Regions from separate parts of the Homo sapiens genome. Here regions 1 and 3 are each linked to region 2. A link is a loop called in an ENCODE intact Hi-C map of the cell type or tissue named here. Cell type or tissue: PC-3. All regions are shown on one strand. Links, peaks and the distances in the headings refer to the core of each region. The heading gives the core; the rest is flanking DNA. Region 1 has its middle 68 kb from the start of SNX9. Region 2 overlaps ZDHHC14 (zDHHC palmitoyltransferase 14). Region 3 overlaps ZDHHC14 (zDHHC palmitoyltransferase 14).

Region 1 (9,940 bases), core at 2,519-5,018, 140 kb before region 2:
GTGGCCTGGTTTTAATGGTGTGCTAGTAAATGTGCACAACAGGCTCTCTGGAAGAAGAGTCCTGAAATGTACATTTGCCAATTTCTGTGGTGTAAATACTGCCCCCATGGCCAATTTCCAGCTGTCAGTAAGAAGTCACTGAACGCAGAGGTGGAAAGAGATGTGCAGCAGAACAGGGTTATATAATGCTTCCTCCACTCAGACACGCAGATGTAAATAACCTTGATGGCCCGGGCGTGGTGGCTCACGCCTGTAATCCCAGCATTTTGGGAGGCCAAGGTGGGCAGATCACGAGGTCAGGAGATTGAGACCATCCTGGCCAACATGGTGAAACCCCATCTCTACTGAAAAAAAGATAAAAAAAATTAGCCAGTGTGGTGGTGCACGCCTGTAGTCCCAGCTACTCGGGAGGCTGAGGCAGGGGAATTGCTTGAACCTGGGAGGTGGAAGTTGCAGTGAGCCAAGTTCACACCACTGTACTCCAGCTGGGAAACACAGCAAGACTCCATCTAAAAAAGAAAACAAAAAACAAACAAACAAACAAAAAAAACAAACTTTGATGGCATAGGTAATAGTAAAGTGTAGATCACTAGGAAGTGATGAGCTTTAAGTGTTTATTACTTTTGTTTTTAGTATAATCTATTCAATTTGTAAGTTTATATCATTAAACTTTTATTTATTTTTCTTATTTATTTCTATATTTATTTGGAGACAGGGTCTCCCTCTGTTGCCCAGGCTAGAGTGCAGTGGCATGATCATGGCTCACTTCAGCCTCAACCACCTGGACTCAAAGCTCACACCTCAGCCTCTTGAGTAGCTGGGACTACAGGCGCCCGCCACCATGCCCAGCTAATTTTTGTATTTTTACTAGAGACAGGGTTTCACCATATTGGCCATGCTGACCTCAAACTCCTGACCTCAAGTGATCCACCAGCCTCAGCCTCCCAAAGTGTTGGGATTACAGGCATAAACCACTGCGCCTGACCCATTTAATTTTTAATAATGGCTGTGTTTAACAACCAGCTTGCAAATTTCCTGAAAATTTAACCATGAGTGCTCCTGGGCCCATCAGGGCCAGCTCTAGCATGTCACAGCCTGGTTTGGCTCTCAGGCCCCATCTTTGCATGGCTTCAGCTAGATGTCATGGTCCCCTGCCCGCAGCCTGCATGACTCAGAATTCCTACCAGCCAGGGCCGTGTGACTTCTGACGTCCAGGTTGCCAAATTCAATAGGTAAATTTCACTCCTTATTCTACTTGGCCTCCCAGAGACTCCTGTCTTTTGAAACTCTCAACACCATCATTGTTCCTTGCTATGATTTTAAACCTTCTCTGAGGGCACAGGTTCCTCTGCTGGCCCTTCAGCTGTTGGTGTTTTTCAGGACCTGAGGTCTTCTTCCACTGTCCTCACTGGGAACGTGAATGCCGCTGCTTCCCAGATCCCTGCCTTCAGTTCAGGTCTCCCTGTTGAACTCAGGTCTCATCTGTGCAACTTCCTGCTGCACAGCTTCCTGTGACCATCTCTCAGGCGTCTCCTACTCAACAGGTTCCATCATCCCTACCTGTCTTGCTCACGCAGGCATCCATGCTAGCGTTCACCCCATAAATACTTCTCAGACACCCATTACCTGCTAGTCACTACACGTGCTGACCATACAGCTGTGACTCAGCCACAGTCCCACCCTCATGGGGCTTATCCAGGGGACATGGTGTCACCATGTGCCCAGTGACCCCAGCCAGAGCCTTCAGTCATCCTTACCCCTGACCTCTCCCACTTACCATTGTTTAGTTGGTAGATTTGATCTGTTCTTCTTCCTGCCCAACTCCGGAAGCCTCCCCTTCCTCTGCCCCCACCAAGAGTGTCTTTTCCCCAGGCCCTTGTCATTTTGCTCTGGGATCATCGGGAAGCTCCTCACTGCTCTCCTATCCCCAGACTTGCCGCTCTCGAATCCATTCTCCATGCTGCTAGAGTAATGATATTTCTGAAATCACATTTATGATATTGCCATTTCCCTGTATAATATTCTCCCAAAGACCCTCATAGCATTCCATGTAACATCTAGCCTCCTTGGCATGGTAGAAAAGGCCTTTTAGGTGACCTGGCCTCATCTGCTTCTTTTTTCTTTCTTTTCTTTTTCCTTCCTTCCTCTCTTTTTTCTTTCTTTCTTTCTCTCTTTCTCTTTCCTTCTTTCCTTCCTTCCTTTCTTCTTTCTTTTCTTTTCTTTTTTGATAGGGTCTTGCTCTGAAGACCTTGGAGGCTGGAGTGCAGCAGTGAGATCACACCTCACTGTAACTTTGAACTCCTGGGCTCAAGTGATCCTCCTGCCTCAGCCTCCTGAGTAAGTGGGACTACAGGCATGCACCACCATGGCCGGCTAATTTTTAATTTCTTTTTGTGGAGACGAGGTCCTGCTATGTTGCCCAAGCTCCTCAAACTCCTGGCCTCCCCATCTGCTTCTTAGTCTTCTTGTTACCATTCCTCCTGAGACCTACGCTCCAGCTGTGGGGACATTTCTCAGGCCTACCCCCTATGCTGGTGCCAACCCCTTCACCCAGAATCCCTCCACCCGACGCCAGCCCTAGCCCCTATTCCTTTCTTTGATTGCCTGCTCCTAGTCATCCTTCAAAGCTTGGTTCAGCTGCAAGCTTCCCAGTATGGCTGTGCAAGGGGCATTGCAAAGAGGTGGAGGGTGCCCTGTGCACATCTGAGGTCACTGTAGATTATGACAATTTTCTGGTACATAGTGATAAAATGAATGGTGCCACTGAGGTCATCAGCAGGGCAACTTCTGTCACTTCCTCCTGGAAATGTTCACTGGCCCTCCCAGTTTGCGTTGGGTGACTCTTCTCTGTCATGGCCATGTCATACCAAACTGTGACTGTTTATTAGTATCCATGCTCTTTTGGAGGATGAGCTCTTGGAGGACAGGACCGTGTCCTTCCCTTCTGTATACCTGGCACAAGAACTGATGGGCAGTCCGTGAAGGTTTGTTGAGTGAATGAGCGTGTCCCCGGTAACAGAGTGCCGTGGATAAGGCCCCAGGATCCTGAGTTAGAATCCTGGTGCTGCCTCTCCCATGCAGGGTGACTTAGACACAGCACTCCACAAGTAGCCACCCCATACCTCATACAAAGAGTATGGGGCTCAAGTGAGAAAGTGGCTGCCAAGCACTGAGGGAATGCATGGTGATTCTTACGACTGAATATTTTCCAGTGCTGAAGCTGCTTCTGTGTTGTGCTTCCTAGTCCACTTTTCTGGACTCCCTCTCTCGGTTTGTTTATTATTATTTTAATCCTCCTGAGTTTTACTAGAGAGGCAGCACCATCTTGGTAAATATCTTAACTGCCAGCTCCTGGTGGGGGGAGGGGGTGGAAGTTGAAGTGGAATTCAGTGCAGTGATGTGTGAGATAATGGAACACACACACATTACAGCTAAAGTCCAAGGGAAAGGCTGTCAGAATTAGCTGGATTCTCCCGGCGTCCTCTCTGCACCGGGGCTTGCGATCTGGCCCTCGGCCGCAGGTTGGCACAGCCTGCTTTGTTGCTGAGATGCCCAGTTTCCTCTCGCTCCTGCCCTCTGCTGGCCGGAATCAGATTCTTTCCCGCATATTTGACTCTGTTGCCTCTGGGGATCCGCCTGGGGATCCGCCTGCGTCTCGGGGGCCTGGTTTTCTTTGCTTATTCACTTGCTTGCTGGAGTGTCTATTCCCTGCTTGCTGCATTAGAAGCTATGGGGTACACAAGTGATGCTGGTCCTCAAAGTCCACCTTCAAGGAGCAAGAAATTTGGATAATCTTGGAGAAGCAGAAGCCAGGACCTCAATCCAGAACTCTGTGCCTGGAGCAATGAAGGAGTTATTGTCCCCAGACATGGCACACCAGATTGCAAATTTATAAAGACAGGGAATCATACTTATGTAGAGCTTCGCAATTTACAGAGCACCAAGACATACATTTTCCAATTTAACTCTTTTTTTTTTTTTAGACAGAGTCTCACTCTGTTGCCCAGCTAGAGTGCAGAGTGCAGAGGAACAATCACAGCTCACTGCAACCTCCACCTCCTGGGTTCAAGCAATCCTCCTGCCTCAGCCCCCCAAGTACTTGGGTCTACAGGCACTTGCCACCACGCCCAGCCAATTTTTGTATTTTTTGTAGAGACAGGGTTTCACCATGTTGCCCAGGCTGGTCTTGAACTCCTGACCTCAAGTGATCTGCTTACCTCAGCCTCCCAAAGTGTAGGGATTACAGGCATGAGCCACCATGCCTAGCTAATTTAACCCTTTCAAGCAAACCACTGAGGATGGTATTAATGAAATAAAATAGAAATTGTGTTGGGAGACTGACATTTACTGTCATCAGATGTGATTACTGGCAAACATCTTGTTAGTCAGCTGATGTTATGTCTCACCTCAAAGGACACACTTGATGGGTGGGTGGGGGAAAGCCAGTAAGCCAGGAGTTTCAAAGGAACACTGTGTGGTCTGACCCACACTGTCTTTCCGTAGCATCTGAACTTTCTGTCCCTGCCTCTCCAGCAATGTCTGAGAAGATCAAAGTCTGAGGAGACAGATGTGACTCCTGGAGAGGCATCCAATGGGTAGTTCTCCACTTCTGCCTTGCAACCGTGATCCCAGAAATTCTGAAAGGGCACTTTTAGGATTAAAAGCATTTAGCTTCGTTTCTTCCTTTGTAGGAATGGAAAATCAAAATCACTCTGAAGTCGTGGTTTCTTTTAAGATGCAAAACAACTCCTTTCAAGCCATTGCTTTTAAATCTCTCACATTCAAGCTTAAATCAGTGAGTGACATTGTCACCGTATAATCCGACTGAGTTAAATCGAATAGTGGGAAAGTGGCCTTTTCTTTCTTTAATCTTTGACAAAATAAGGCAAATTCTAAAATTATGCCCAACAGTCTATCAGTAGTCTTTGTTGTTCCACATGTTCAAAGAGAAATGTCTATAAACTCTCAGCTGGTGTTTTTCTAACCCGGAGGCATTCTCTTCCCTACCAGGAAGGGAGGAGTGACTAACATATGATGCTGAGAGAGGCCACTAGGAAAGAGATGGCTGAGAGGGAGAATTTCTCCCGGTGTCAGAGGCATGCGAACCAGAGCAACTCCATCTTGAATACAGAGCTGGGTAAAATGAGGCGGAGACCTACTGGGCTGCATTCCCAGACTGTTAAGGCATTCTAAGTCACAAGATGAGATAAGAGGTCAGCACAAGATGCAGGTCATAAAGACCTTGCTGATAAAGCAGGTTGCAGTAAAGAAGCCGGCCCTATCTCACCAAGACCAAGATGGCCACGAGAGTGACCTCTGGTCGTCCTCACTGCTACACTCCCACCTGCACCATGACAGTTTACAAGTGCCATGGCAATGTCAGGAAGTTACCCTGCATGGTCTAAAAAGGGGAGACATGAGATTCACCCCTTGTTTAGCATATCATCAAGAAACAACCATAAAAATGGGCAACCAGCAGCCCTCGGGGCTGCTCTGTCTATGGAGTAGCCATTCTTTATTCCTTTACTTTCTTAATACACTTGCTTTCACTTTATTCTATGGACTCACCCTGAATTCTTTCTTGCACAAGATCCAAGAACCCTCTCTTGGGATCTGGATCAGGACCCCTTTCCTGTAACACCTGCACTGCTATTCCGACCATAGTCTTGGATGCTTTGAGGTTGTGATAGCTGCACAGGTGAGAGGGAGAGCCCTCACTCAGAAATTTTGCTCTCGAAACTCAGAGGCACAGAGCAGACTTAGGACGTGCTGATGTCCACGCTCACAACATGCATGTTGCTCAGTTCATACAATGTGTGACGCACGTCAGACAGACCCACCTTCAACAAAGCACTTTTATGTCTCAAAACAGGAAGCATCCAAAAAATGCAGCCACCCAACTGCTTCCTTCCAGTAGAATCCTCCTCTTGTCCAGGTTTCTATCCTATCTGTGCTTCCCATTTTCTGTCCTAGAAGTGAAACTGCCTTTGCAAAATTATGACTGAGACAGTGAGAGAGATCTAACTTAACCGACTGCATCTTGCTTCTCACCTCCAAGCTGTCTGTGTTCATTCCTGGGCGTAAGCTGAACTAACTTTGGGAGAAACTTAGTTTATAGTTTAAACAAAGACACTAATAGCTCTTTGCCAAAGCAGACCTCCTTCTTGCTTGGAGACTAGATTGCCTTTGTAGGACTAACATTAGCCACAAGATTAGAAATTATGATTTAGGAGTCGTGCAGCTGGAGGCTACAAGATTCTGACCCTCCCTAAACTGCTCCTAGAAATCAGTGCTTGAGATATATTTGCAGACCCTGCACTTGATGGATCAGCTGGCACCACCCCATCAATAAACTGGCTCACCTGATCTTGTGGCTCCCACCTAGGAACTGATTCAGCACAAGACAGCTTTGACTCCCCATGATTTCATCTCTGACCAACCAGTACTCCTGGCTTACTGGCTTTCCCCCACCCACCAAATTATCTTTAAAAACTCTGCTCCCCAATGATCAGGGAGACTGATTTGAGTAATAATAAAACTCCAGTCTCCCATACAGCCGGCTCTGCGTATATTACTCTTTCTCTATTGCAATTCCCGTGTCTTGATGAATTGGCTCTGTCTAGGCAGCGGGGCAAGGTGAACCCCTTGGGCGGTTACAGAAGCAGAATCTTGATGACCCCAGGCAATTATGGTGGTCCCAGTGACTGGCTTAGGAGGGAATATGTGACCTGTTCTGGCCAATTAGACACTGGGGGAAATCTGGAGGCTTGTGGAAAGATTTTTTTCTCTTCCTTTGAAAATAGAGGGAAAAAAAAGACACAGATCCTTGTTCTTCTCTGGACTTAACCATGGCTGTTTTTAATCTCGGGATTTGGCAACCACCTTGTGATGATGAAAGGAAACAGCCCGAGGCAAAATAAGTCTATTGAGTCTGGTAGACTGAAGAAATGTAAACAACTTGGATCCTTGAAGAAATGGAAGTACCTTTTTGAGTTACTGAATTAGCCCTGAAACTGCTCTACCTGTGAACTTCTTTTTATATGAGACTAAATCCCCTTGGTTAGACCATAATGAGTTCAATCTGAAAGCATGCTAAACAAGAATCCATAATTATCTATAATCTCTATTCACAGCTGCTGTACTCCCTCTTTTTTTTTTTTTTTTTTGCCACTAAAAAGAAAACTATGGCAAGAACACTTAACATAAGATCTATCCTGTGTGGAGAAAAGAAAGAGAGATCAGACTGTTACTTTGTCTATATAGAAAGAAGTAGACATAAGAGACTCCATTTTGTTCTGTACTAAGAAAAATTCTTCTGCCTTGAGATGCTGTTAATCTGTAACCCTACCCCCAACCCTGTGCTCGCAGAAACATGGGCTGTGTCGACTCAAGGTTTAATGGATTTAGGGCTATGCAGGATGTGCTTTGTTAAACAAATGCTTCAAGGCAGCATGCTTGTTAAAAGTCATCACCACTCCCTAATCTCAAGTACCCAGGGACACAAGACACTGCGGAAGGCCGCAGGGACCTCTGCCTAGGAAAGCCAGGTATTGTCCAAGGTTTCTCCCCATGTGATAGTCTGAAATATGGCCTCATGGGAAGGGAAAGACGTGACCGTCCCCCAGCCCGACACCCGTAAAGGGTCTGTGCTGAGGAGGATTAGTAGAAGAGGAAGGCTTCTTTGCAGTTGAGATAAGAGGAAGGCATCTATCTCATGTTCGTCCCTGGGCAATGGAATGTCTCGGTGTAAAACCCGATTGTATATTCCATCTACTGAGATAGGAGAAAAACATCTTAGGGCTGGAGGTGAGACATGCTGGCAGCAATACTGCTCTTTAATGCACCGAGATGTTTTTGTATGTGCACATCAAAGCCCAGCACTTTTTCTTAACCTTGTTTATGACACAGAGACATTTGTCCACATGTTTTCCTGCTGACCCTCTCCCCACTATTACCCTATTGTCCTGCCACATCCCCCTGTCTGAGATGGTAGAGATAATGATCAATAAATACTGAGGGAACTCAGAGACTGGTGCCTGCGCAGATCCTCCATATGCTGAGTGCCAGTCCCCTCGGCCCACTTTTCTTTCTCTATACTTTGTCTCTGTGTCTCTTTCTTTTCTCAGTCTCTCGTCCCACCCGACGAGAAACAACCACAGGTGTGGAGGGGCAGGCCACCCCTTCAATCCTGTTAATTTTTTTTTTTTTGAGACAAAGTCTCACTCTGTCACCCAGACTAGAGTGCAGTAACGCAATCTCGGCTCACTGCAACCTCCGCCTCCTGGGTTCCAGCGATTCTCCTGCCTTAACCTCCAGAGCAGCTGGGATTACAGGCATGTGACACCATGCCCAGCTTATTTTTGTGTTTTTAGTAGAGACGAGGTTTCACCGTGTTGGCCAGGCTGGTCTCGAACTCCTGACCTCAAGTGATCCACCCGCCTTGGCCTCCCAAAGTGCTGGGATCCCGGCTCTGTTAATTTTTTAAGTGCACAATACAGTGTTAACTACAGGCACTGTGTTGTACAGGAGACCTCTAGAACTTATTCATCTAGTATAACTGAAACTATATTCATTGAATAATAATTTCCCACTTCCCCTCCCTGCAGACTTTGGCAACCACCATTCTGCTCTTTGTTCCTATGAATTTAAATATTTTAGATACCTCCGTTAAGTAGAATCATGCAGCATTTGTCTTTCTGTGTCTGGCTTATTTCACTTGGCATCATGTTCCCAAGGCTCATCCATGTTGTCTCACATTGCAGGATTTCCTTCTTTTCTAAGGCAGAATAGTGTTCCATTTATGTACACACCACATTTTCTTTACCCATTGTTGTACATTTAGGTTGTTTCCACATCTTGGCTATTGTGAATGGTGCTGCAATGAACATGGGAATGACAATATTTGAGATTCGGATTTTAATTTTTTTGGATAAAGACTAAATTCCTAGATTATATAGTAGTTCTAGTTTTAATTTTTTGAGAACCTCCTGATATGGTTTGGCTCTGTGTCCCCACCCAAATCTCATCTTGAACTATACTCCTGTAATTCCCACGTGTTGTGGGAGGGACCCAGTGGGAGATAATTTGAATCATGGGGGTGGTTTTCCCCATACTGTTCTCATGGTAGTGAATAAGTCTCACGAGATCTGATGGGTTTATCAGGGGTTTCTACTTTAGCATCTTCCTCATTTTCTCTTGCCACCCCCATGTAAGAAGTGCCTTTCACCTCCCACCATGATTCTTAGCCTCCCCAGCCATGTGGAACTGTAAGTCCAATGAAACCTCTTTTTCTTCCCAGTCTTGGGTACGTCTTTATCAGCAGTGTGAAAATGGACTAATACACCTCCATACCATGTTCCATAGTGGCTGCACCATTTTGTATTCCTGCCAACAGCATACAAACCTTCCAATTTCTTCACATCCTCTCCAACACTTATTATATTTTTTAAAAAATAACAGTCATTCTAACAGGTGTGAAGTGCTAGCTCATTGTGGTTTTGATTTGCATTTCCCTGATGATTAGTGGCATTGAACATCTTTCCATATGCCCGTTGGCCATTTGCATGTCTTCCTTGGAGAAATGTCTATTCAAGTCCTTTGCCTATTTTTAAATTGCGTTATTAGGGTTTTTTTTTTTTCTGTTGAGTTGTAGAAGTCTCTTATATATTTTGGATATTAATCCTTTATCAGATATATGGTTTGCAAACATTTTCTCCCATTCAACAGGTTGTCTCTTCACTCTGTTGATTATTTCCTTTGCTGTGCAGAAGCTTTCTAGTTGGATGTATTCTCATTTGTCTGTGTTTGCGTTTGTTGCCATATCTATGAAATCATTGCCAAGACCATGCCACAAAACTTTTCCTCTATCTTTCTTCTAGGAGTTTTACAGTTTTGGGTTTTACATTGAAGTTTTTAATCTGTTTGCATTGATTTTTGTGTA
Region 2 (9,940 bases), core at 4,804-7,303:
TCTTCTCAGCTCCTTTTGTGAAAATAAGTCCTATCTGCTTAATTGTATGAAGAAACAAAATCAAGAAATCATATTAACTAATTCTGTGTCCTTAAACTATTATTATAGCACTTCCACATGGGGACTAAATTTCTTCACAGATAAAATGTTCAATTAGATAAGCTCTAAGATGCCTTTGAGCGGGAAAATCTAATGCACAATGACTCTGTTTTATTAGTATCTGCATGAATTCTTCTGGTTTTGAGTCCTTGACAGTGTTTTATAAATTAACATTCTGCAGCATTTAGCTCCATTTGTTAAAAAAAAAAAACAAACCCTAAAACTAAAACATTTCAGTGTAAAACCAATTAGTAAAATGTAGCACTGCTGTGACCTTTATGCTACAATGTAAAGTAACCTTGGACAGCAATGTGGCTGACTCTAAGGTGTCTCTCCCCTCCCCACCCAGGTCTCACTGGCTCCTGCCCTGGCCTTGCCACCACCTGGCAGGTGGCTAAGTCTCTATGGGCATGAAATGACGGAGCTTGACTACTAGACAACAGAGGTCCCTTCAGCTCCCCAAATAGGCAATTTTACACATTTCTATTTTCTTGTTTTCCAAGTTTGTTTAAATTCTGTTTTTGTTTTTGTTTTTGAGGTGGAGTCTCGCTCTGCCACCCAGGCTGGAGTACAGTGGTGCAATCTTGGCTCATTGCAACCTCTGCTTCCTGGGTTCAAGTGATTCTCTTGCCTCAGGCTCCCGAGTAGCTGGAATTACAGGCATGCAACACCATGCCCGGCTATGATTTTTTTTTTTTTTAATTTTTAGTAGAGACGGCGTTTCACCATGTTGGCCAGGCTGGTCTCGAACTCCTGATCTCAAGTGATCCACCTGCCTCGGCCTCCCCATAAATCCTGTTTTTTAACCCTGCTTTCCAAAATTGGGTGAATTTTGTGATTCAAGGAGGAGGACAAGTGTGCACTGCAGAGGCCGGCATTCTGAAGCAAGTGACACCCTGAGTAAGCTCTGCTGGGTAGAAACAAAGATGATTATGAAGCCATTGAGAAGATAAAGAAAGGCCTTGAGCGAGTGAGGAAGAAGGTGAAAAAAGATGGTTTCATTTGTAATGTAAATAATTCTTAAAAGGAGATGTAAACAAGTGAGTAGAAATGAGGATAATTTAAAAAGTGAATTGGCCAGTTAGGATCTGAAAGGAAATCCCACAATTCCCCAAATATAGTGTGTGGAGGGTCATCATATGAAATGAGAAATTTTAACTAGATGGGAAGGATTGAGTTCCCCCACCCAGCACTCTCCTATTTGCTAAGAATTGGAATAAGAGCCCACTGGAGAGGTCTCTGAGCTTCCTAGAATCTAGGAGCTGAATCAGGGCTCTGCGTCACCATGGTAAAATCCGTCATGTGGCCGGGCGCGGGGGCTCATGCCTGTAATCCCAGCACTTTGGGAGGCCGAGGTGGGTGGATCATTTGAGGTCAGGAGTTCGAGACCACCCTGGCCAACATGGTGAAACCCCGTCTGTATTAAAAATACAAAAATTAGCTGGGTGTGGTGGCAGGCACCTGTAATTCCAGCTACTCAAGAGGCCAAGGCACAAAAATCACTTGAACCCAGGAGGCGGAGGTTGCAGTGAGCCAAGATAGCACCATTGCACTGCAGCCTGGGTGACAGAGTGAGATTAGGTCTCAAAAAAAAAAAATCAGTCATGTGAGTTCAAATTTGTATAGCCTCAAAAACGGTCTTCGTGTGTTGGTGGTCTTCGGTCATTCTCCACCTGTCGTTTGTGAAACTCTGAGATAAGCTCCACGTGAGCAGTGCTTAGTCCTCAGTAAGTCCACGCCACTCCTGTCCCACCCAAGCCCCTCAGCGTTGACCTTACGCCATCTTTGGGTTTGCAGGGCCAGAAACGATGCCTAGTTCTCCTTAATTCTCCATGGAATAAAACAAATTATCTTGCAAAATTGAAAAACAAACTCGTGCTATCATCCAACACCCCTCAGAAACTTCTCAATGACTCTCTAGAAATTACGGGTCTTGAAATCAATAGTGCCATCTTAGCTCGGAATGGCTGACGCATTTGTAATGCTTTCTGGTTTTCGATATTCATTCACATTCTGTATTTCACTCACTCGATCTCTACCCTGTGACAGAGGTGGTACAGATTCCCAGAGGACAGGCGAGGAAAGCAGCTTGGAGAGAAATGGAATTGCCAGTGTCTAGAACCAGCTTCTGATGTCTGCCCACCGCCTTTTCCAGCTCCCCCACCCTCGTGACTCTTATGTTCTTTCATGTCCAGTTATTTAAGATCTTTTGAACCCTCAGTCAATTTATCCTCAAAATAAAAGATTTCAGAATAGAGTTGTCTCATGGGCATGTTATGCACAGAAAGCTAGCAATTCTCAGGCTCTTCAAAACCTTCTGACTACATGTATACATGGTGAGAAAGTTGTATTCCCAATTGGCATGCTTCTCCAAAGTAAATACGTTTCTGGGATCTTGTAGCAAAGAGTCCACATCGTCTGGGCACAGAGAGCTGTGTCTATGAGCAGGACCCAACGGCTTCATGGATTGATGCCAGTTCCCTTGAGAAGCCAACTGCGATGAGTCCAAGCAGAACCCATTTTTTAAAAAATTCAAAAAGAACGAGGACCCTCTGGAAAACTTCAGAGACATTTCATTTTTCTGAGTTGAAACTGAAGACGCAACCTCGTTACTATTATTGTTAAGATATAAGGCCATATATATCTGTGTTTCTTTCCTCAGGGAACCCTCAAGCAAAGAAATGCAAATATGTACCACCGTACTGTGTACTTTTCAAGGGTTTTTTCACATAATATCTCATCTGGTAATAAAAAGATATACATACTGCAGTGTCTCGTGACTGTCACTAATGCCTGTTATATGAGGTAAGAGGAACAGGTGTTCCCCTGTATATGCTCAGATTCACCTGGAGGGTTCTTTCCATGAGGCTGCCATTCATGCTTGTAATATTCACGATGGTGCTTGGCTTTCCGCCTCTAAAAGGTGAGTGATGGTCAGAAGACCCCTAGGGCATTCCTGCTCTGATGGTCCATAATCTGAGATCTGGGGGCCAAGGGAACCCCAGGGTCCAGCACTCCCCATCAGAGGTCCTTGTGGCTCAGTCTGGTTCTCTTGGGACAGTCCTGACCATCCCGATTTGCCTAACATGGAACAGAAGCAAAGTGACTCTCAGGTGTGCAGAAGGGGCGTTTGACACCCAGACATCATCTGTAGGGTCTCCCAACATTCTCATGGCACACTGTCCCTGCACCCGGACGTCTGATCCCCCCGAAGTATCTGTTCCTCCTGCCTCGTGTGTGGTTGGGATTTTAGGGCATACATCTGAGATTCCACAATCCCTCTGTCCCTTCAGTTCGAGGTCTGGTCTACGGTACACACTCAGGTCAGGGAGGGTGCACCTGGGAGTGGAGTGGCCTGGCAGCCTTTCCTGCTGGGCACAGGGCCGCTCGTCCTCTAGGGTGCCTGTGGGTTCTGTAGTGTCCAGCTCCAGCCTTGGGCCTGGCATCTCCCTGGGGTGAGCTGACCCCCTGGACACTTGTGGACCTAATTGTCCCACGGGCCCTCCCCTTCCGCAGGTCCCAAGCTCTGGTCATCAAGCTCCCTGCAATCTCTCCTCCTCACAAGCTGCCTCTTCTTTGCTAGTGGCATCCCCCATGGGGAACCCATTTATTTCATGCCCTCTGCCCCCTCATCCCTCACATCCAGGTGGTCAGCAGGAGGTGGTCATGGTCTCTCTGATCTCTCCTGTCTTGCTCCCCAGTGTCTGAAGGCCACTGCACTGTGCCGGCTCTTGTCCCCTCTTGCAGGAGCCGCTGTCACATCTTCCTGGACACCCCCCTTATGTGTCCCCCACACTGTTGCCAACAGGGCCTTCCAGTGCAAATGACATCTCAGGAGCCTCTTGCCTGAAGTCTCTGGGTGGTTCCTAATGCTGCTGGCGCCCCACTCTCCTGTCACTGGCTGCACCCCCAATGTGTCTGCAGAACCGAGTGCTCTGAGGTCTGGGTTTCCAAGCTGAGCTCCTTGGGTGCTGGGCAGGCCTCTGGCCCCCTCTCTCACCTCTTCTTCCTTCCCCTTGAACTATAGCAGTTAGACCTATGTCTGTTTTATATACTGAGTTTCCTCATTATTTTTCATTTTCTAAAATGGATCACTGCTTATAACAACCAAAACAAAACAAAACAAAACAAAACAAAAATGCAGTCAGCTAGTAAATGTGGCAAATGTTGACTGTAATTATTGTGAGCAGCTCTGAGTGAAGTTCCTAGGGTGCGATGCTGCCCCCTTATGAAACACCACATGATGGGCACTGCTGGCAGGATGTAGGACTCTACGGCAGAGGACTTGAACTTGGGTCCTGGCCTTTTGCCTAGTGATATGATGTGCACAGTTTCTGGGCCTCAGCAAGTCGGATATGCTATAAAAGGTTATTTCCAACTCAAATACTACGATTCCATAGCTAAATAAAACTTTTCAAGAACTGAAGTCAATTGTGTCTACACATTTCACACAATGAGGAAGTGCTGGCCAGCCCAGCAGCAGGAACTCTACAAATAAAGTATTTACGAGAACAGGGGCGCTTACAGACCCAGCCTAGGCCCAGAACAGGTTGGTGGCTCTAATGGCACTCAGAAATGACGAAGTACGACATCAATACCCCTGCCAGCAGACTTGGGTCCGCACAGACGTCTGGAGCTCTAAATACAGTGTGCTGTTTTTGTTTCTTGTTGTTCACATAAAGCTGCAAGCACTTCACTGAGTCACTGCAGTCCAGTCAGCAGGTCCTTAATTACTTTTCTCAACAAAGGCACTCAAAAGAACAGGCAAAGTTCTACCAGTTAGGACCGGCTATGGAATGTCGGGGGCCCGTGGCAAAATGAAAATTTGGGGCAGCTGCTTAAAAATCATTAAGAATTGGCCGGGCACAGTGGCTCATGCCTGTAATTCCAGCACTTTGGGAGGCGGAGGTGGGTGGATCCCCTGAGGTCAGGAGTTTGAGACGAGCTTGGTCAACATAGTGAAATCCCACCTACTAAAATTACAAAAATTAGCCAGGTGTGGTGGCGGGCACCTGTAATCCCAGCTAGCTGGGAGGCTGAGGCATGAGAATCGCTTGAACCTGGGAAGCAGAGGTTACAGTGAGCCAAGATTGCACCATTGCACTCCAGCGTGGGTGACACAGTGAGACTCTGTCTCAAAAAAAAAACAAAAAAAAAACATGAAGAGTTTCAAGCTGGAGAGAGCAGAACACGAAGTCCATCTGGGGCCCCGTGTGAGGAAGCAGGTCACACACTGGTGACCCCGGCCCTGCTAACTGCCATAGTGTTACGGCCTGGGAATGTGATTTTCCCATTTGTGGCAGATCGATGTCTAGCGATTCCATGGGGTTTTCTGAGAGGATTTATAGAGAGTTTTTCTAAGAACATCACACAGTGAGGAAGTTGTGATTTCCTCGGAGTTAAGGCCTAGTCAACAGCCCCTTCTCTATGGAGAGCCTTGGGGCTTTTCTTCCCCTTGAACTACAGCAGTTAGACCTATGTCTGTTTTATATATTGAGTTTCCTCATTACTTTTCATTTTCTAAAATGGATCACTGCTTACATCAACCAAAAAAAAAAAAAAATCAGTCAGCTAGTAAATGTGGTAAAGTTGACTGTAAATCAGTCAGCTAGTAAATGTGGTAAAGTTGACTGTAATTTTTGTGAGCAGCTGTGAGTGAAGTTCCTGGAGGTGGGGCTGCTCCCTTATGAAACACCACACAGTGGGGCACTGTTGATGGGATGTAGGACTCTATGGCACAGGACTTGAACTTGGGTCCTGGCCTTTTGCACTCCCCGCCCCCCCATCCCCCCTACCAAGAGCTGCGGTGTCTTCACCCAGGTGCACCAGCCAGCGGTGGGGGGGCTTGCCAAGAGCTGCCATTTTCTAGCCTGGGCGAGGCTGACTGGGTGAAGGTGTGATGGGAACAAGTTTACCAAGGAAGAAGGATATAATATCAGGGAGACCACGAGAGGAAGAGTCAGCAAACACTAAAACTGTCAGCCCTTTCAATACTATTTTCCAAGAGTATCAGAAACTGTTTATAGCCTCCAGGGCAACCGTTCTTAGACTTTTTTTTTCATTCCTTACTGGTTTAAAACTCTGATGACAGCTATGGATCCCTTCACTCTCGTGCACTCACACATTTTAGGTACAATTTCCCGAAGCCTATTCCTAGGCCCCAGGTTAAGAATGGATGACCTATCAGGTTAGTTCACAGAAACTGAAATAACTTATTTCAGATGATGAGATGGATGGGCTGCCTACTGCTCCAACAAGGCTGCTTGAAATGATTTATTTCAACCAGAATTTAAAACTGAGCTGTTCTAAGAAGGCAGGCCAACAGGTGCCTATCGTGTGGCATGCTAAATGTGCCATCCCCAGGGTCCCGGAGGTATACAACCTAAAATCCCAGCCCCAGGCAGGCTGACACCCTGGGCTAACCCCGGCATAAGTCAATGGAATCCTTGGCCTACTCAGAAGGAGCTACTCTAATTACGCTTTATTCCAGGATTTCTTAAACTAAGGGTTGTGATCAAATAGTGAGTCATGAAATTGATTTAGCTGGTCATGACCAGCACTAAAAACAAACAATAAAATAGAAAGTATCAAGGCATCTTCTGTTGAGAAAGGCAAGCACTGTTTCATGCCTTTTATGTGCATCTCTGTGCACTGGATCCCAGTAGAAAATGTATTTCCTACTGTGAGTTGCTGTAAAACACAAAAAGTTTGAAAGCTACTGTTTTATTCGAATTTGTAGGAGGCACACGTGAGGCCCTCCGATATCTGTTGAGTAGATAAATACACGTGTAGGTTGCGTCAGTCACAGACCTAAAGACACCATGAGTCATTTTCAGTGATGGCATTTCCACCCTCCCAGAACTGTGCAAGGATTACTAGCTCTTGATCAGACTTAATTTTTTTTAAATGATCATTTCTCTTGGAGTCTGACATTTTAAAATTTGTGCTTCTGGTAGGTTTGAGGGTGAAGGATATGGGTTTCATTTAGTTTAGATTGGGTGCCCGAGGCTTTTTTTTTCCCCCCAGTTGAGAACACTAACCTCATCATAGGGCCAAAAAAGCAATATACTTTTTTTTTTTTTCTCTAAGAGAGAAGACTACGATGGAGACATGAAGGTAGATACAGCAAGAGGAGCATCAAATTCTCTTTTTCTTCTTCCCTCCCTTCTCTCCTTCAGTAAATACTAACTGAGCAGCTGCATGCCAGTCAAGGAGTTGGCTGCTGGGAATACAGTAAGGGAAACTGACACAGGCCTGGCCTCTTGAAGCTTACCCAACTGTGGGCAGAGACATCGGCCACTCGAGTCCACACATCCCCAGTGTATACCATGACAACCCTGGTCAGAGCTATGAAGGAAGCATACAGAAAGCTATGGGAAGTGTGTGCAGTGGCAGGCTTCCCTGAGGAGCCCACGCCTGAACATCTCCCTGAAAGATGAGCAGGAATTAACAGAGAGGAACCAGAGGAGACCTCGGGGCTGGAGCCCAGGTGGCATGCAGGACTACGGTGCAAGCCGAGAGAGGTGGGTCTTGTATACTAGGTTAAGGATTTTGGCCTCCTTCCCATAGTGATGAGATTCTGTTTGGAAACGGTCACTCTGATGTCAGCATAGAGGCTGGATTAGATGAGGAGCAGAGTGGATGGTGGGTGTCCTCCGAGAGACCTTTGCACAGTTAAAGTGAGAGATGATGGCGGCTTGCAGCTGGCCGAGGCAGTGCACAGAAGGAAAGGGATGAAGTGGTTTAAGCTGGGATCCACCTAGTAAGCAAACTGTACAGAGCCTGGTGATGGATTAGGTGAGCAGGGTGTGGCAGAGAAAGGAGTCGGTAGGACCCTCACGTCTGTGTAGCCTGTGAATGGGGCTGGCCCTCAGCAAGGTGGGGGGTCACTGGGGAAAGATGATTTGGGGTGCTTTTATCTCCCCAAGTGGACATGTCCAGCGGGAAGCTGCATATGCATGTCTGGAGCTCTGAGGAGAGGTCTGAGCTAGAGACATAAGCCTGGCAGAAAGAGAGACTCCGGAAGGCAAAAGGAGCAAGACACAGGTATAAACACACACTCGTCAGAGCCACAAAGCCAAGAACCACACACACACAAAAGGGACGGAGCCGGTCAAAAAGATGCACAAACAGGGAAAGTCAGATGAACAGAGACAGACTTTCATGAAGCAATCGCTTGTGGCTTTTCTGGGTATGGAAGAAATATATTTTTCAAGCTAAGTTGCAGTTTGACAATTCCAGGCAGAAATAAGGTGAGCACTTGGCCAGAGTCCACCCTCCCTTGCTGGATCGTCTCCAACCTGCAGGCACACATCTACCTTTGCCTTGGAAGAAGGTCTCTTTGCACTGGGCACTGACACTGCAGTTGAGTATCACTGACAAAGCCAGAACAGGATGAAAATGTGCCCGGGAGGCCCCAGAAATTCTGTTGTTGAAGCTTTCCTATTGGCCAGGGATGCTCTCTCCAAAAAACTGTATTAGACATGTAATCTCACTCTTTTGTCATAAACAGTTTCTAAATAAATGCACAGAATAAAAAAGACGTGATACCTTAAAAAATTTACGTTAGACGCATTATTTTACATCAGAATCCTCTATCAAAGCACTTTTTAAAAGTACACATATTGGCCAGGCGCGGGGGCTCATGACTGTAATCCCAGCACTTTGGGAGGCCGAGGTGGGCAGATCACCTGAGGTCAGGAGTTTGAGACCAACCTGGCCAATATGGTGAAACCCTGTCTCTACTAAAAATACAAAAATTAGCTGGGCATGGTGGCGCGTGCCTATAGCCCCAGCTACTCGGGGAGGCTGAGGCAGAAGGATGGCTTGAACCCGGGAGGTGGAGATTGCATCACAGCACTCCAGCAGACAGAGCAGGACCCTGTCTCAAAAAACAAAACAAAAACAAAAACAAACAAAAATGTGCATTTATTCATGGCTCCCAGTCTTACACGAGCATATTTGACAGAAGTCTCCAGAAAGTCCCACAGGGCCGACCAGGCAGTGATTCTGCTTCCTGTGGCAGTTCTATTTCTCATTCTACACTTATAAATTGGCACTCTGATTACGAATTGGCTGCCCAGGCAGCTTGATACCAGGCAGAGAAGCGGCTGGCTTTGCCTGGTGAGAGAATGCTGGCCCCTGTGACAACGTTGGTCCTGCAGTCATCTGTTGAAAATGAACAAATCTGCATTCTGGCTTTCTGCATTCAGGATGAGAGCTCGGACAACATGGGTCTGTCCACAAGCTCCAGTCCTCCAAGTCCAACATTGAGACCAAGGCCGCTCTGTGGGCCAACGCTGCCTCTCCTTCTTGGAATGTGTAGCCCCTCCCTCCATCCTGACCTCCAGGGGCTGTTGAGACTCTCAGGAGTGACCGACAGGAACCTGAAATGTGGAGCCTGTTGAGATAAAAGGAGGCTCTGCAGAACTTCATGGCAGAAGGGTAGTTAGTTTCTACTTCAGGTGTAGATTCTTTTTTATTTTTATTTTTTTGAGACGGAGTCTTGCTCTGTCACCCAGGCTGGAGTGCAGTGGCCTGATCTCGGCTCACTGCAAGCTCCGCCTCCCGGGTTCACGCTATTCTCCTGCCTCAGCCTCCCGAGTAGCTGGGACCACAGGCACCTGCCACCGCGCCTGACTAATTTTTTGTATTTTTAGTAGAGACGAGGTTTCACCGTGGTCTTGATCTCCCGACCTCATGATCCGCCTGCCTCGGCCTCCCAAAGTGCTGGGATTACAGGTGTGAGCCACTGCGCCCAGCCCAGGTGTAGATTCTTGACTCAGGTCGTGGGTGGGATCTGCCCAGTTCAGCTGTCTGTGAATATTTAAGGTGGTTGGGG
Region 3 (9,940 bases), core at 3,969-6,468, 53 kb before region 2:
TAAAGGACATAATTAAAAAAATCTCTTGGACAGAGTCACAGGCCATCTACAGCAGTGGGTGGCTGTTTCTTGTATGCTGAAAACCATTTTTTAAACCACATTGTTTTAAAAATACAGGAGTTGTACACCCATGTTCATAGCAATGTTATTGATAGTAAGTCAAAAGTCAAAAGTGACTCAAGTGTCCACTGATGGATGACAGCAGGGACAAGGTGCGGTGTAGACACACAGTGTTACTGATTCAGCCTTAAAAAGGAAGTGCATTCGGACACATCCACGAGATGGGTGGACCTTGAGGAAAGCATGCTAAGTGAAACAAGCCAGTCACAAAAAGACGAATAACTGTGTGATTCCACTCAAACAAGGTCCCTGGAGGGTCATGTTCTTAGAGAGAAGGAAGAATGGTGGCTGCTGGGGCGGGAGGAAGAGGGAGCTGGTGTTTAAGGCATGCAGAGTTCCAGCCATGGAAGATGAAGAAGCCCTGGAGATGGGTGGTAGTGGTGGTTGCAGAACAACATCAACGGACTTAATACTACTGAACTTATACTTACAAATGGTTAAAGTGGCAAATATTATGCCATGTCTATTTTACCACCAAAAAAAGAAAAGACTGTTTGGTAAAAGCCTAGAATTCCCCACTGCTAAATTTCCAACAGCTTCAAGAGCCATTCCCGAAGCCTCTGTGGTCTGAGAATGCCCACGTTTGAGAAGACGTTTCCTATTCTTCCACGCGTTCTTAAGTCACATGATATCTGCCTCGTGTCCTCTGTTTCCCTTCGCTCACTGGGCAAAGAAGATAGTGTAAGCACATTTCCAGGCTATGCGACAGGCACCCCTGATAGCTCCGCAAACCCTCTCCTTGAACTATGGGCAAGTTTCAGAACAGCTAGAAGAGACTTAACAGGACTTATAAATCTTCAACTTGAGCCTGTGCGGTACCTTCTCAGTGAGATTCAGGAGCAGTGTTTTGATGGGAAGGAGGAACAGACATGGATATTAGGTGAGCAAATCGGGACTCTGTGCTCAAGCTATAAAGTGGCTGCTCCACTTCACTTCTGCAGGAGTTCTTAGAATGAGCCTGTTCCCCTCTTCACAAATGAAGACCCTGGGGCACAGATGGGTTGGACAGCTCGATCAAGACCTTACAGATGAAAGTAAGGGATGGATCTAGGATTTGGAGCTGGGGTAGACCTCTTTCCACTATTCCACATTGGACACAGCAGATGCTTAATAAATGTTATTTGGCTTATTATCTCCTCCTCTTTATCAGAAGGCTAGAGTTACTGAAGAACCACTCACCAATGGCTTTGTGATTTAGGTGCTCCGACCTCTTCCTGATAAGAGACTCGCACAGAGCTGCCATTGCTCATACCCCTGCAGCCACAGAGCGGTGCAGAGCCAACATGCACAACGCAGCCTTGAGGGGAGGGAGGAAGTTCACCCAAAGCTGCTGATCCTAAGGCACTTATTTCATGCAGTGCACACTTCCTTCCCAGCCTCATGGGTTTCTTTCTAAAATCACAAGTAGTAGGCCACCCTGAGCCACCCTCCAGCCTAGAAGAGAAGGTTGAGGGGCTGCAGTCTTCAAGAATCTGCAGGCTTTAGATGCTCAAAGATTAGGTCCTAGGCAAGAGTAAAGTTCATAGTGGAGCTATGAAGAGGGCAAGCAAGTCTCACGAAGATCCTTGCTTTTCTGTGGCTTTAGCCTGGACAGTGCAATTGCAAAACACTGAGAAGCTGGGGAAGGCTTGGGAAAGAAAGGTGCCAAAGTGCGGGGGAGGGGAGGGGAGTAGGGTTATTTGGAGGAAAGGAAAGGCCATTAGAAACTACTTGGAAGGCGGCCGGGCACAGTGGCTCATGCCTATAATCCCAGCACTTTGGGGGGCTAAGGCAGGCAGGATCACCTGAGCTCAGGAGTTCGAGACCAGCTTGGGCAACATGGCAAAACCTCATCTCTACAAAAAATACAAAAATTAGCTGGGCATGGTGGCACACAAATGTAATCCCAGCTTCTCAGGAGGCTGAGGTAGGAGAATCATTTGAGCCCAGAAGGCAGAGGTTCCAGTGAGCTGAGATCACGCCACTGTACTCCAGCCTGGGCGACAGAGCAAGACCTTGTCTCTAAATAAATAAATAAATAAAAAGTACTTGGAAGGGGCTGACTGTGAAGCGTTAACAATCCTTTCCACTCATCACCACAATCATTTGTGCCACGGCGGTGCTTCTCCAAGCTGTCAGGTGGGCAACAGAGTAGCTTTCTCTGCTCTTGCAGGGAATTTCAGCTCAGGGTGCAGGTCCCTTCCGGTGGGGGCTACTGAGCAGGCTGCAGACAGCTGTGGCCTGTGTAGGCTGCGGGCGCTCTCCCATGCTGTCAGCTCTGCTCAGGACATGGGCTCAGTCTTGACAGGGCAGAGGCAGAGGCAGAGCAGCCTCATTGATTAAACATTCGTCTTCTGGAAACTATACCAGGGTTTGGACGGACTGTGCTTTGCAAAGAATGTTTTATGAACATCACCGTTTCGTATTCTTACTGACAGAGGCAGCTGAGCCGCAGCGGCACTCCCATTTCCTGTAACTCCGCACAGCCTCCAGCAGGCCGGGCCTGGGAATGAGCCCAGGGCGGAGCTGCCGCTTCAGAGAGCTCAGCTGGCAAGCCAGCGCCCTTGCTGGACCAAGGCATCTTGTTTTCAAGCTTCCCCTCTGGAGCCCTCACTCATCCTAATGCTTTCTGTCCACACAATACCCCCTGGCTCTAAGGAACAAGGAAATGGCAAATTAGATTTGCTTGTCTCTGTTGACCTGAAGAAAGCCTTCTCTACTGAAGACTAATTGGCAAATTCTGTTTTAGGGTTCAGCCCAAGTACTTCTGACTGACTCTCACAGACTCACAGAAAAATATGTTCGAGGGTGGAGCTGGAGGAGACAGTCAAGGTCACACAGTAGGAGCCTGAGGGCAGAGGCGGGCTCCTCTCCTTCCAACCCTCTCTGTCTCTTTCACCTTCCCTGTGGGAAGAGGTGGGCTCGCCTCAACCCTCTGTTTCTTTCAACTTTCCTCTCTGGGGAGAGGTGGGCTCTCCTCCACTCTCTGTCTTCCCCCCCCACCACCCCTCTCTTGTGCATTCTTCTACTTTGCACTACTCCATCAGCTGCTGGCCCTTTTCCTCTCCCCTGATCACCTCTCTGCCACCTAAGCCTGCAAAGAGCTCCTGCACACCCACGAGAACCTTCTCGGATAAGGTGGCTGTCGGCAGTGGTCGGTTAAGCTCCTGAGAGACTGTGTTCCCTGTTGGGGTTGATGCAGAGTTGGGTGCACCTTCGGAGACTTCCATTTGCAAACATCCCTTTGCTAACTTAAAGATAACAGCCCTAGAGGTGGCTTTACTGGGAAGCTAATGATGCTTCAGGCTCCTTTACTTACACAGCCTCTTTCCAAGGCCTCGTTCTCTGCATATTGTTTGTTTTTTCTTAAAGGAGGTCTCCCATGGCATGGTTCAGACCACTCCAAACCTGGCCCACTCCAGCACATACCTACTGGTGCTTTGCCATGCTGTACCTACGACTTGTTAAGAACTGTAGCAAACACTGTGTGGGCCTCACTGGCCAGGACCTTGTTGGAAATGCTCTTGAGTTTGTCAAGGGTGAAGCTTAAGGACTTGAAGAAGGTGTGAAATAATATTTGTGAAAGAAGAAGTTTAGCCTAAGCCATTTAATTTTTGTTTTGTTTTGTTTTTTTTGAGATGGAGTCTCACTCTGTCACCCAGGCTGGAGTGCAGTGGCACGATCTTGGCTCACTGCAGCCTCTGCCTCCTGGGTTCAAACAATTCTCCTACCTCAGCCTCCTGAGTAGCTGGGACTACAGGCACGCACCACCATGCCTGGCTAATTTTTGTATTTTTTTTTTTTTTTTTTTTAGTGGAGATGGGGGTTTTACTGTGTTGGCCAGGCTGGTCTCAAACTCCTGACCTCAAGTGATCTGCCTTCCTCGGCCTCCCAAAGTGCTGGGATTACAGGTCTGAGCCACCGTGCCTAGCCCGTAAGCCATTTAATTTAAAAAATCTATATAGAAGTCACTCAGAAATGTTTTCCAAATGACTCTTTGGAACCCTGACTTATCTGATGATAAGCACCTCTTCTACACAGATTTGTTTAAACATCTTAAAAGATGACTGTCTATCTAAGTCTAGCTATGGGTGTTTCCCCTGATAGAGGGACTGCTTTTGTAGTAATAATGAACCTACTCTCTGTGCCCTCCCCAGCTTTCCTGCTGGGATGACAGCAGGGGGCAGGGGCACTGGCATCAGGCACCTAAGTATCTAAGTCCTGCGTGTAGTTCACAGCTTTGAAAACACTTTGCCACATTCAAACTGATTTCCATTTAGAAGGCAAATCTCAGTTGGGGCACACGGGGACCAGGCTCTGTTCTGCAGGGTGTCACCCATCTAAATCTCCTGTTGGCTCAGAAGAGAGCACTGGCGTGGACAGAGCAGAGTTTTGTCAGATTCCAACCAAGGGTAGTGCAATGACTCTACTGACTGGAATTTACAATTCTCATTAAACGCTCTCAAAACGTCGCCTGTTTTGAACATATGCTTCTTAGAAAAAACTTAGATATCAAATGACTCAGGGATACCTGATTTTTTTAAAAGAGCTTTTCCTAATTTTCCACTCTGCCAGAATTCCAAGGGCGATGGGTTCATAAACCTTCATGGCTGTGATTCTCATTTGAGAAAGTCATGGGGGAAAATGGCCAGTATTTTCAGGGTTACTGTGGAGATGGCCATGACAAATATTCTTACACTTCCCTTTTTTTTTTTTTAAACCTTTGCTTCTAATTCTTATTTGCCCATTTCTTGTTGACTTTTCTACTTAACTTTCTTGCTCTCTGGACTCACCAACTCTCTTCCCCTCTATCCTTCTTCCCCATTGATTTCTCTCCCACTTCTCCTTTTTCCGTCTTCTCTTTTTCTTCTTTGTTTCTTCCTTTCTACCTCTCTCTTTTTTACTTTGAACCCTTTTCCCTCCGCTACCCAGCCTTCCTGGCTTTTCATTTGAGGACCCTTTTACCTTCCACCAGTAGAGGGAGACATCACCGCTCGCTTTTTCTCTCTTACAATTTGGTGGCTGTGCATACATCCCGGCTAACACCAAGAAGCCGTTGGTTATGTTTGAATTGATCTAACCAGTTATATAATCCTAAGGAAAAACAGCTGACCACTTAGATATCTGACAGTGATAGTCCATCTACTCTGAACAGAAAACTGAGATACTCATGTTTTTATTCCAAAACAACCTTTTAAAAGTTCATATGTATCAAATATTAGGTTGAATCATATGACATTACCAATTTTTAAGGTCAAAAATTGGCCGAATGCTGGATACTAATAGAATAGAATTTTGATTTCTTGTAAGAGTGTCTATGAAAAGACCTTTCTGCTGGCAGCATAAAAATCCCACTGTCTGGAGTGCTGGAGCTTTTGCTGTCATTGCAGTAAGTCACTGTGACAGCTGATTTACTGCCCAAATGAAGTGTCGGCATGTAACTTGCAAAGAAGTTTATGGCTTCAGATGTCTGGAAGTCATACACATTAGCACTTAATGTTACAATTTAAAAATGCCATAGAGATCATTCCTGTTTCTGCAGATTCTCAAATAAAATTGCTCATGTAGGAATACATTTTATTTTACCCTAGCTGACGTCTTGTCTGAAAAAACCGAGTGTACAGATGCTACTAAAAGCAAAACTAGGAGCTTTCTAGATGGTCTGTGTACAAATTAAGAATGAGTGAAATTATTTATTTCTTTTGCTCCAATTCTGTCAAAAGCATTAGAGTTACGCATCATGTATTTCTGCTTGGCTGTGAAGCTCTGTTCTGGGGTCTTATGAATGCTTATTAACAGTTACAGAAACACCACAGTCTTCTAAAGTCCACCTAAAATGCAGGTGCAGGTTGGAAGGAGAGCTTTTTTGTATTCTTTTATTTAACATTATCATTTACGTTTGCCTAAGTTATTTTTTTTCCTACTACATTTGATTTTTCAGATTACATGGAGAGTTCTTCTGCAATACTAGCTTAATAAATCATGCAACTGCTGGTTTAATCTTGTTTTGATACTGGATTGGGGTATTTAAAATGTTAGGTTAAGTAAATACAGTAAATGATTTTCTAAAAACAAAATTGTAGCAATTATGTACCATGTTACTATCTTTGCATTTAGCATGCGATCCCAAAGGACCTTTGTAGCAACAAGTGCCAGATATAAGCATAAATGATGACACCAATGCTATACAAAAGTTAAATTATTTGACAATCAAATGAAGTGTGTACACTAAAAAGTGGATCATAACTGGATGTCGTGAGTATGTCATGCATATACATTGTTCTAGATAGAACTTCAATGTTAGCTCATAATAAAAGCCAATAATGAGGGAAGCAGCAATAATGAAAATGTGGTCCTCAGCTGGCTCTGGGTTATCTGCACATACTTCCAGTATGGGTCCTTGAAATTTCATAGGAGTTCAGATGGCAAGAGACACCTGTGGTCACACCCATCACATTATTGCTTTAGATGTCACATTGTTGCTTCCCTAACATTTTCTTCCTTGAGAATTTATAGTAGAGAGAAAATTTCATAGGCACTGAATAACCACCCCCATCCCCCACTTGTGAGAGAGGATACACTAACACTGAATTTTCCCATTTTTGAGATAATAAATAAGACCTCATTAGGTACTTTGATGCCAGCTTTCTATCAATATTTATCTAATTTTTTGACCTGCAATATCAGGGTGCTTATCTAGACGTAAAATTATAAAGCATTTATCTCTAATTTCTAAAGTATTGCATATTTCCTTAGGAGCACGTCTTCTATCATTCAAGAAATACCTTTCTTATCCGGATACTGGTCCTAAAATAAGATGGCAGGCAAAAGTTTGACCAAAGATACCTGGGGCCTCTTTCCCACCAGCCTTTCTCTCCTCTGCAAATGAACATGCTGAGTCTGATGCTAAATCTGTCTCCAGAGGCTCCTCCTTCAAAGTAAACACTGGAAACAGCTTTAGGTCAGAGTAGTCACACCCCACGGCTAACTCAGTGTTTATTGTTGGTAGAGTGGGTAGCAAACAACCCATGTCTGGAACATATGGCAACATGGGTTGTAACATGTCCTCTAATTATAGAGACAAAGCTTCTCTTCTACTCCCAGGAATGATGGAGAACTGATACTGGACCAGCATTCAGCCTGTATATAAGGGAGTATATGAAACTGGCCAAAGTACAGGAGGCAAATGGTTTCCAGTAGTGCACCACAGGCAATGCAAGACTGTAATCCCTGAGGGAAGGGAAACTCACAAGGTAAGCCCCACAACCAACCAATTCTTTTCTTGGGGAAAGTTCCCCAACCATTGCACAGAGCTGGAGTCTGAGCAGACCATAGTCATTCAGCTATAGAGAAAACAGAGGTCAGAGTGCGAGAAAGCTGAAGTGGCTGGATCTCCAGGGCAAGACACTGGAGAAGAGGATGCCGTTCTGGTCCGTTCAGGAGGACCAGAAGTCCTAGTGGAGGTTCCAAGGGCTGTAGGCAAGGGTTGCGCTGGGCATGTGCAGGGTGAGAATCCCCTGCCCCAAGGCTTATAAGATAGCAGCTGAGATGTGGCTGAAAGAGAAATAGAGATACTCGAGGTTGAGAAAAGTAGTGCATTAGGGACACTGAGGTCATGAACACCTCCAACACATTGTTCACATCCCCGGGATCCCAAAGACATCAGAAAGGCTGTGCCTTAGGAGTAAGAATCATGCCCTAAAGTAAGACCCTAGACCCATCCTAACAAAGCTTGAAACCAAACAATCTTCAGAGAAGACAGAATTTGGAGGTTGAGTTCCAACAAATTAAAAAAGTCTGGAAACCACTTTGAACTTTCCACAGATCTGTACTAACGAAACATAATACAAACCCACACACGTTCAAGGTGACTAGCCAGTACCTGAACTGCTTGCTGTAACAGGGGCAACACTCTTTGGTGTAAGATAACAAAATCCAGAGTCTCTATACCACATATCTAAAATGTCCTGTAGTCAATAAAATATTAATAGACATACAAAGAAATGGGAAAATATGATAGAACCAAATCAAAATTTTACAACTAAAAAGCACAATAAGCAAAATGAAAAATTATCTGGATGAAGTTAGCAGTAGATTGGATATGGCAGAAGAATCAGTGAACATGAAGAGAGATCCAAAGAAATTATCCAGTCTGAAGAGCTGAGAGAGAGATATTGAAGGAAAAAGCACAGAGCCTCAGGGACCTATCCTCTGGGCAGATTTTCACAGGGGAGCGTGGGTAAGGATAATGGGTTGTGGGGACTGAAAGGGTGTGGCTGAAAATCACTTTACACACAGTCACCCCTGTAGATGTTTCTTTATTGATGTGCATAGCATAGGGTTAAAAGCATGGGCTCTGGGGTCAAATTAGGACGTTTCTGTTAGAAAATTGTACTTAAGCTCTCCCTCCTCCGGTTTTGTTAATCTATAAAATGGAGATAATATTAGTAGCAGGCTCAGAGGGGTGCTGTGAGGGGTTAGCAGAAGTTATGTACGTGGAAGGCTTGGAACAGCATGTGGTATGTCCATGTGGTATAGTCTGGGAAGTGGTGAGCCCCGTGTCGGTGTGAAGGTGGATGAACTGCAAAGAGGAGAGTCGGGAAAGAGCATCGGGCCTCATGTTCCGTTTAGCGCCAGCTCTGCTTGCGTGCTTTCCACAGTCCTGTGAGCACGGTCCCTAAACCACAGAAGCCCATAAAGAACCAAAGCAACAGAAAGGCCTGTTCGCCAGGTGCCTGAATGGCCGGTAAATGTACAGTCCAGTGGAACATTATCTGCTGGTGATATTGGCCTGTTGATGAGACACAATGGGCTCAAAGCCCTGATGACAGAGAAGAGTCTGCTGGAGGGGACCTCCACTGGGCAGGACCCTGAAGGTCGATGTTCGGCCCTTGCCACCAATGCTGAAGTCCTCTGTCCAGCATTGCTAGGAGATGCTCCCTGTCCCAAGTCTGACATCTCTGGGTGGGGACTCCTGTCCACTAGGAGCTCTGCGTCCTGGGCTGTTCCCTCTTGGATTGAGTAGAGTCTGAATCCCAGGCCCACTCTCTGGTCCTAGATGTGACCTGTGGGGCCACACAGAACACATCTCATCCTCTCCTGCCGATGTTCTCATGGCGCTTGGGGCACTCCCAGGGGGGTAGAAGCCTTGAGACCAAAAGGACTTCTTCCAGAAGCAACCTGGGTTTCTCACAGCAAAGGCAGTGTAGGGAGGGCATGGGACTCCAAGCTAATTAGACTTTTAAATTTATCCATCTATGAGCAACTTACTTTGTAATTGGTAATGATTTCCATGTAATCATATGTGTGCTTGGGGATTCTGATGAAGTAAGAAAAACCCAACCTACAAATCATTTCTAAACTGTCATAAAATTTTCATGAGTGCTAAATTTAACAATTAATGAAGTTAACACATTCATGTGTCTCATAGACATTACACATTTATCAATTTTGATTTTGCAGTTTTCTTTTCATGTTTTAGAGCTTGTAATTTTTTTCCAGGTCTTAAAATTTTTTATAGTTCCTGGAAAAGTGCATAGGCACTTGCCTACAGTGTCTGATGGCTTGAATGTCCATGACATCTGTCTCTGGGTTCACAGATTAATTTCATCCCACCATGGCCATAACTTCAAGGAACCATGACATGTCACTACATCAAAGAGAACTCCTTCCCTCTAGCTCCTAGTTTTACATCCAGGGTGGAGGTCTTTGGAGATGTGGCAAAATTGGAGGACGGAAGGAATGAGGAAAAGAAGTTGGAACAAATTAATATTTGTTATGAGCCTCCTGTGTGCGAGCCCCTGTGAGGGGAATTTGCACATACATTCAACTGAACGTTTAA

Evidence for each region. Hi-C counts contacts between places; a loop is a spot of excess contacts. Peaks named below come from ENCODE experiments on the same cell type or tissue, not always from the same donor. Only the 100,000 strongest peaks of a DNase experiment are listed, where the experiment ranks them.
Region 1: a loop joins it to region 2, with 6 times the contacts of the local background. A loop is called at or near these places in 2 of 110 quality-filtered maps.
Region 3: it touches region 2 in a loop (9-fold over the local background); 7 of 110 quality-filtered maps call a loop at or near these places.

The regions. Positions count from the first base shown.
Region 1 is chr6:157,750,459-157,760,398 of GRCh38, reverse strand. No RefSeq gene overlaps it. Among named protein-coding and RNA genes, the nearest start is that of SNX9, 68 kb to the left of the region's middle. RefSeq lists silencers at 4,788-5,082, 7,308-7,602. In PC-3, for the core only: CTCF peaks have their summits at 3,374 and 3,582 (motif pointing left); a DNase peak (open chromatin) is centred at 3,548; H3K4me3 peaks cover 340 bases.
Region 2 is chr6:157,610,085-157,620,024 of GRCh38, reverse strand. The region is part of intron 3 of ZDHHC14 (zDHHC palmitoyltransferase 14); the gene reads right to left. Among named protein-coding and RNA genes, the nearest start is that of MIR3692, 86 kb to the right of the region's middle. RefSeq lists enhancers at 2,995-3,494, 3,495-3,996. In PC-3, for the core only: a CTCF peak has its summit at 5,755; DNase peaks (open chromatin) are centred at 6,604 and 6,894; H3K4me3 peaks cover 1,358 bases; H3K27ac peaks cover 2,500 bases.
Region 3 is chr6:157,662,494-157,672,433 of GRCh38, reverse strand. All of the region lies in intron 8 of ZDHHC14 (zDHHC palmitoyltransferase 14), which reads right to left. Among named protein-coding and RNA genes, the nearest start is that of MIR3692, 140 kb to the right of the region's middle. RefSeq lists enhancers at 1,854-2,459, 2,460-3,067. In PC-3, for the core only: a CTCF peak has its summit at 5,060 (motif pointing right); a DNase peak (open chromatin) is centred at 5,083; H3K27ac peaks cover 765 bases.